Regions from separate parts of the Mus musculus genome. Here region 1 is linked to region 2. The links are chromatin loops, found by intact Hi-C in ENCODE. Cell type or tissue: gastrocnemius. All regions are shown on one strand. Each heading gives the region's core, and the rest is flanking DNA. Links, peaks and the distances in the headings are about the cores only.

Region 1 (3,826 bases), core at 544-3,043, 390 kb before region 2:
CCAATAAGAAGGAGAAAAAAGATGAGTGATTAATAAAAGACAAATCACATGCATAAAGTAACAGAAATTAAAAATGAAATATTTTTATAGAAACAGAACAAACGACAGTCACTGGGAGCTCCCTGTTTTCACACATCCAGACTAAATACAATATTATTTACAAAACATAAAAGTGTGTTAGCATGAGCAGTCACAGGCTTGCTGGACACCATGAGCTACACCCTTCTAAGGTTCCTGAAGATGGAAAGTCACCAAGGCTCAGTTGATTGTGATTTTCCTTTTCTGTATGTCCCACAGGCACAGTCCTGCAGCTCAGCGCCAAGGAGAGGGTTTTTGGCTCTGCCCCTGTGCCCCAGAGAAGCCCAGCAGCTTCTAGGAAGGAGGAAGTCCGGTCTTACTCATCTCTTTTATCTCTCACCCTGCTCAGGGAATGTCAGTTCCGTTGAATTTAAATTTGAGATTGCTGAACGGCAAATAATAACGGTGATTTAGGTTCAGCAATCATGCTTTGAATATGGTAGATTGGTTTATAACACAGAACCTTAGGAAAAATAAGCTTGGAAGAAAACACACACCCATGTCCATCCCAGTGCCGTATCGTAAGTCAAATTAAAGAGGAGCACACTGCCAGAGTCAGAAATGCTGTGTTGCTATCATGGTATGAGTGCTGGCGTTGGGTAGGGTGTGCCGCCACAAAAGCCTGCTTTTCCTGGCCCGTCCCTGTTCCAAAATGCGTTTAGCACACTTGAGGCATTTGTTACCGCAGCAGCCAGACCCTTGGGACCCGTTTGCTGTTGTACTTCCATTTACTGTGGTTTATAACAGAATACCTGAGACTGAGTACGTTATAAAACAAGAAGGGCCCTGCTCCTGTAACTATCCGAATCTGTGAGAATGACCTTAGTCCACTTAGGAGTGCAGTGTTCTTATACCATGATAGAAAGGCTATTAAAACTCAGTGTGAAGTTTTAGAGTGACCATTCAGATCACAGCATTTCCCTTGACATGAAATAGAGGAAGAGAAAGGGGAATGTGGGTGCATGAAAGAAAGAGGCGGCAGGAACTCATCCTATCCACGGTAAAAGGAGGAAGAGAATGGGTAATAAGATGTCTGGGGCTTTTTTGACCAGTGATAGAAGTAAAGGGAGATGTTTGATATTAGAGAAAGCCTATGAATGTTTTTTGAATTTGTTAAAAATGTAAGATGAGAAACAATAAAACAAAATCAAAGAGAGGAAAGAATCCGAATTGAGGTCAGCAACAGCCAAGAACGGTGCTGTTTTTCTAATCATTGGCCACGGTGGATTGTCAAGTTCCTTGTCTGGTCTCAGTGGGAGAGGAAGAGCCTAGCCTCACTAGCCTCGCAGAGACTTCAAGTGCCAGAGTTGGGTGGATACTCAGGGGGACCCCACCCGCTCAGAGAAAGAGAGGAGAGGGTATGGGGGAAGGATTGGGGGGGGGGGGGTGACCGAGAGAAGGGCAGTGAGCTGAATGTAAAGTGAATAAGTAAAAAGTAAAATTAAAAGTTAAAAATAAAAATAAAAATAAATCCTCAACAGTCTACACCACTAGGTGGCGATGTAGAACAGCTGACAGTCTGGCAGCCGATTAGTTGGCCTTTACGGCGTGCTCCGTCCACCCACCAAGAAAGATTCCAGTTTCTATATTGAACTTGCATGCATTTTAATATTAAATGCAATTTATCAATGTTCATTATAATTGTTCAAAATGGCGGCCCAAAACAATGGGTGTTGTAACTGTCTGACTGATTGTTTCCCCCAATTGTTTAAGACTTTACACTTTAACCTCGTACTTACTTATTTACTTATCTATTTATTTATTTAACTTCTTAGGAACTTGACATGACTTCTGTGTTGGAAATTTCATTCTAGACAGGTACTTCTTACCAAAAAGATGAGACGATAAGGTATTGTGTCTGAACAATTGGCTAGTTGGGCTTTGGAGAGAGAGAGAGAGAGAGAGGAATAGAAGTGAGGTGGGGTGGAAATGGGGTGGGCACAGGGGTAGAGGTAAGAGGGGGGCTGCAGAAATATCATGTTTGGTAACACTTTTTTTCTTTGCGAGATGACCATTGAACAAGCCAGGCTAGACCACGGTGGTCTAGATAATCCTAAATTTCCACATCTCTTCCTGCGCTGGCATTTCTCATTTTGTTTAATATCCCCGTGAGGCTGAGTGTTTCTGTTCAGCAAGAAATATAAGAAATATTTATATAACTTTCTAGGAAGAATTCCTAAGGTAACCTCATACACATCACACCGTGAAAACTATCAAATAATCGTGTATTTTCCTAGTCATATGTCTTGAGAGGTGTGTGTCTATGAAGAAAGAACAGATAGTGAGAGAAGAGCCAGAGAGTCCGTTTGGTGATTCCAGCTCTTTGAGTGAGCTCATCTTTAGTCTTTAGTCCCCAGGGTCTCACATGTAATGTCCCACAGAATCTGCTGTCCTCCTGGGGAGGGAACTACGAAGCGTACGAAGCTGCAGCTGTTTATTTGGAGATCTGAGTGTTTGGAGGTGCATTTTGGGAAAGTAGGGAAGCTTTTTTGGTCCATAGCAGATTCTCTCTCTCTCTCTCTCTCTCTCTCTCTCTCTTTTTGTGTGTGTGTGTGTGTGTGTGTGTGTGTGTGTGTGTGTGTGTGTGTGTGTTCTAGCTCACCCTTAGCCTGAAGACTCCTGGAGGACATCTCTCCACAGATGCCTGTGACACTGGCCACAACCCGTCCAGATGGCTGTCCCAAGTTTCAATGCTTAGCAACTGGCTGCAGAAACCATTTTAGCTGCCATATAATGGTGAAAGGCTCCCAATTTCATATTACAGCATCCTGAAATGAGTAACTCGGCCCCAGCATCCTCAAACAAGAAACTCTCCAAAGAAAGAGCTTACATATAAGCATTAATAATTTATAAGCATATTGATTACAGACTTGCTACGGCTGACTCCCAAGTACCACTGAAGTGACATCATCCTGGAAGCCACTTGCTTGTGGAGTGGCTGCTTTCTTGTATATGTCAATATTTCCATGGGAAGGCATTAGGAACTGGTCTTCTTAACTGGATCCTCACTATCCACCAAACATTCACTTTGCCTAGGAACCGTTGAGTCAGAGGGCAGTTAGCACCTTGATGACATAGCATTCACCTTTCTCTGTGGCCTTCACTCCAATGTTCTTTCTTCTTTATCAGGAACTTGTTTTGATATTTTATCCTCTTTCTCTGCCTAGTCTTAAGTCCCAGTTAATATAAGTAATGAATCGTCCATTTCAAACTCTTTGAACTTGTATCATGTATACAGTTGGCTTATCACTTTACATGATTAAAGTGTATGGGAATATATATATATCACTTATATATATTCCCATACACTTTAATCATGTATGATTTAGTCATGTATACTCATGATGTCTAGATTGTCGCATGTATATTAAACTTGGGTAATATTCAAATCACCTATATATGTATATACGTACATATATATTTAAATTTAAAAATTTAAAACTAACAATATATATTTATATATATTTTGAAAGACACGGAGTGAAAGATCATGTATCTATATGTTGACAGTAACTTTTCAGTATTAGAAACGCTTCATTTGCTTATTTCTCTTCATTTTCTTGTATGCTTCCCAAGTTTCCAACAATACTCAAGTATTGTTTTTATAGCCATAGAGAACCAGAGTGCGTGATTTGGGGATGATAATAGGAAAGCATTGTGTGTGTGTGTGTGTGTGTGTGTGTGTGTGTGTGTGTGTGTGTGAGAGAGAGAGAGAGAGAGAGAGAGAGAGAGAGAGAGAGAGTGTCTT
Region 2 (3,826 bases), core at 583-3,082:
AACATGAAAACATGAAAGTGGATTATATTAAAGAATGAAAATTCACACGTCTATATTTCACTTTATGCTTAGAAAGTAACAATACTCTGCCAACTCCATGAGAGTATTTCTCATTCCCAACTAAGACATACTAAGTTTTCAACCTTTCCCCACTTGAATACTACTGAATGGTTTAATCATTAAACGTGGAACACTAAGTGATGGCTCATCAGTTAAGAATACTTGCTAATCTTCTAGAAGACACAGGTTTAATTTCCAGCACCCACACGGTGACTAAAATCCTTTTGTAACCATTTTCAGGGGATCCAACACCCCCTTCACAGGAACTTGGCAGGAACCAGGTACACGCCTTTTGGAGACATTCATGCAGGCAAAACACTCATACACACGAAATTAAGAAGCCAGGAGCTGGAGGTTGGCTCAGAGGTTAAGAGCACTGACTGCTCTTCCAGAGGTAGAGGTCAATTCCCAGCAACCACATGGCTCACCACTATGTGTAATGGGTTCTGATGCCCTCTTCTGGTCTGTCTGAAGACAATGTACTCACATACATAAAATAAACCTTTCTAAAAATATTAAAAAGCCAAACACCACAAAGTTACCACCCCCTAGTAAGGGCTCTTCATCTTCATTTCTGTATCTAAATTTAACACCTATGTGAACTTGCCCTAACTCTGTCTTGTGCCTATCCCTTAAAGCTAAAGTCACTTAAGGATAGGATAATTCAGTGTCAGGCAGTGGTGGTACATGCCTTTAATCCCAGCACTTGGGAGGCAGAGGCAAGGCAGAAGCAGGCGGATCTCCAAGAACTTGAAGCCAGTCTGGTCTATAAACCAAGTTCCAGGTAACCAGGGTTACATGTTAGACTCTATCTCCGGGGGAAAATGCTCCGAGGAAAAATTACAGCCAATAAGAGGAAAAACTAAAACGTGCATGACAATAATACTGTAAAGAGTAAATAGGGTTCTCGCCCTAATTCAATCAGTTGTAAGACTACTGAAAATTAAATCTGGTGCCACTATGTCAAACGAGAAAGTGTCTATATGTGTAAAGATTAAAAGAGGAAAATGGTGAGAAGAGTCATTAATAAACTATCACTAGTAATCGTTATCTGTGTGAGACAAGATGGGGAAAGTATTTGTTGGCAGGAAAGAAAAAAAAGTAACGACATTTTGTTCACTAACTTGAGTTTTGTTGAATTAAGTCCTTCCAAATTCATTCATTAGGGAATGCTTTAAAAATGTCTTCACTCCCCCATACCTGAATAAAGGCATTTGCTTGCACACACTTTGCATTCTCCACTGTAACCTTGATTCCGTTTTTGGTAGCAAAACACGTGGCGTGTTCTCTGAAATGAATGGCTTTCAAGACAGTGGAGAGATTCCTAACGTTGTCAAGGCTGGCCACTAAGCAGTACTGTTCGTACTCCTCTTCATTGTACTGGGTTAGGAGAGGCATGGATGGTCCACGGTACCGTCGGCTCCGAGAAGAAGGATGCTCCTCTTCCGGAAGATGTGTGAAAACCTGAGACACGGAACAACAAACCTCGCTATCAGTGCGGACAGGACTGGCGACCTCAACCCGAGCCGAAATCGAGATCATTCTATTTTCATGTCTCAAAACTACGGTATTCTACACTGAATGCAGTTCACAGGGTAGCTCTAAAAGGCGCGGGTAACCGGGCTTGCTTAGCACCTCTGAGCGCCACCAACCTGGCTTGCAGGAGAACGCGACTTCGGCCCGCTCGCCGCACAGCGGCCACTAAGGGAGCCCCTGGCGCCAGGCTGTGGGTGACGTCCGACCCCTCAAAGCCCCTGCCACCCCAGCCCCAAGAACACCCTGAGCGTCCAAAAAGCTAGCAAGCCAGGCAAACAGCTCCCGCCACCGTTCAGATACGCAACCACCTAGGCCACCGTCACCACCGAGCCGCCGTGTGCCTAGAGAGTCTACCTCGAGACCGGAAGCGAGCGCCTTGGAGCCGGATGACTTAACTCACAGCCTAACGTGGGCTACCATAGAGATCGGAAGGCAGAGCGAGCGGCAGAACCGGAAGTGCAGGCAGCGACCGACGCGGCGAGGCGAGATGGCGGCGACCAAGAGAAAGCGGCGTGGAGGCTTGGAGGTTCAAGCGAAGAAGCCAAAAAGGAGCTCGAAAGATGCCGGGCAGCCAGCTAAGCAGGCCGATGTGGCCAAAGAGGCGGAGGAGGAAAATAGAGATCGTATTCCAGGTCCGGTTTGCAAGGTAAGAGGCCCGACTCCCGAAGTTGGAGTCGGCGCTCTGACCCACCTTTGGGCCACCGAAGCAGCGAAGTGACTCCAGTCAAAACTTGACAGGATCTTATGCTTAGGGTTCCCTGGAGGGACTGGACAGTGTTTATGTCTAATTTTCGTGTAGATGGCCTTCTTCCTGGAGACAGCAGTTCGTAGACCCTAAGCCAGTTAACAGGGAGTTGATTTAATGGGTGTTTAGTTCCAGGATCCTTGTCTTCCAGTTACTGACCCCCACCCCGCCTCCCCAGAGTAATGGTTTTCCTTTGTCTTTTTTTTTTTTTTTTCTCAGAGTCTTTTTGGTGTAACTATAAATTCCTTCTGTTTTGGTCCGTATCACATAGGATTACCGAAGTATGTATGTATGTATGTATGTATTTATTTATTTATTTGCCAAGCCTTTAAAGCTACAGTCCTGTGAGTCTGTGACTCTGACTTGTTTGGTTAGATCTTTTAACTCAAGGGTCCTAGACCACTAGTTTTACTGTGTCAAACAGTGCGACACACTTATACCAAGATGAGCTTCCCTGGCCTTAGCATCTAGGAAATAATGAACAAGAGTTCCTCCAGAAATATTGGAGTTTAGAAGGAAAGAAGGCTTCATAGAAAACTGTGTGTCTCTTCTAAAGGCCAGCAGGTTCTTGTTGGAGTTACTTTCAGTCACCTGGAAACTCCTTAAGGAAGGTATCTGTATGGAGGAAATCTTGCCTCAGACTTGTTAGTCCTTTGTGCTTAGTGTAGTACTCAAGTACTGAGTGAGGCAATGTGGACATTGTACCCCACTTTTAATTAACAGTTAAATCTTGTACCTTTGTCTGAAAGGATAAAAGTGACTTTTGAGGAAAATTAGCTGGTTTTCAATAAAAGTTAGTGCGCTCCCTCTTAGGAGCTGGACATGAAACATGAAGGGAACTAATCTGAATCACACTATGATATATGAATTGGAATTAATGAGACAATTACTACTATTAGGGTGGTAAGGAAACACCCTAATAGTAACTTTTAGCTGAATTTCAAAGAAAGGCTTAAATTTATGTATTTAGAAAGACAGGGGGGGGGGGTGGTGGAAAAAATTCATCAACGGCATTAAATGGGGGTTTAGAAATTCTAAACTCAGCTGGTTAGCTGAGAATGTGCAGGGTCAGTGTTGGGCAGTGGAGGTGTAAACAGTGAACATGTAGTATAGAGGGTATTTGACATTTTGAGGTTTGGAAACCAAGATTAAATTGGGGCTAGTTGGCTGTCAGCGGTGATTCTGTCTGGGCAAGCCAGACATCCAAGAGCTTCGCAGCTGATAATCAGTCACAGGGATTTGAGGACACTTGTAAGCGTTATAAATTGTTGTAAGGAGGTACCGATTTAGTAGTGCTTATGATGTCTATATAAGAAACTAGAGACAGCTGGGCGTGGTGGCACACTCCTTTAATCCCAGCACTCGGGAGGAAGAGGCAGGCAGATTTCTGAATCCAAGTTCCAGGACAGCCAGGGCTACACAGAGAAACCCTGTCTTGAAAAATAGAGAGAGAGAGAGAGAGAGAGAGAGAGAGAGAGAGAGAGA

The links. Peaks named below come from ENCODE experiments on the same cell type or tissue, not always from the same donor. Only the 100,000 strongest peaks of a DNase experiment are listed, where the experiment ranks them.
Region 1: it touches region 2 in a loop (3-fold over the local background); 4 of 42 quality-filtered maps call a loop at or near these places.

The regions. Positions count from the first base shown.
Region 1 is chr15:10,870,310-10,874,135 of GRCm38, reverse strand. No RefSeq gene overlaps it. Among named protein-coding and RNA genes, the nearest start is that of Gm19276, 43 kb to the right of the region's middle. In gastrocnemius, for the core only: CTCF peaks have their summits at 1,366 and 1,572 (motif pointing right); DNase peaks (open chromatin) are centred at 1,401 and 1,578; H3K4me3 peaks cover 545 bases; H3K27ac peaks cover 311 bases.
Region 2 is chr15:10,484,151-10,487,976 of GRCm38, reverse strand. It overlaps Brix1 (BRX1, biogenesis of ribosomes), which reads left to right and starts at 2,040. Exons shown (of 10, transcript NM_026396.3): 1 at 2,040-2,242. The coding sequence starts at 2,084. Rad1 (RAD1 checkpoint DNA exonuclease) reads right to left here and starts at 1,959. Exons shown (of 6, transcript NM_011232.3): 1 at 1,713-1,959; 2 at 1,261-1,524. The coding sequence starts at 1,458. In gastrocnemius, for the core only: no CTCF peak of the experiment used is centred there; a DNase peak (open chromatin) is centred at 1,977; H3K4me3 peaks cover 2,238 bases; H3K27ac peaks cover 1,388 bases.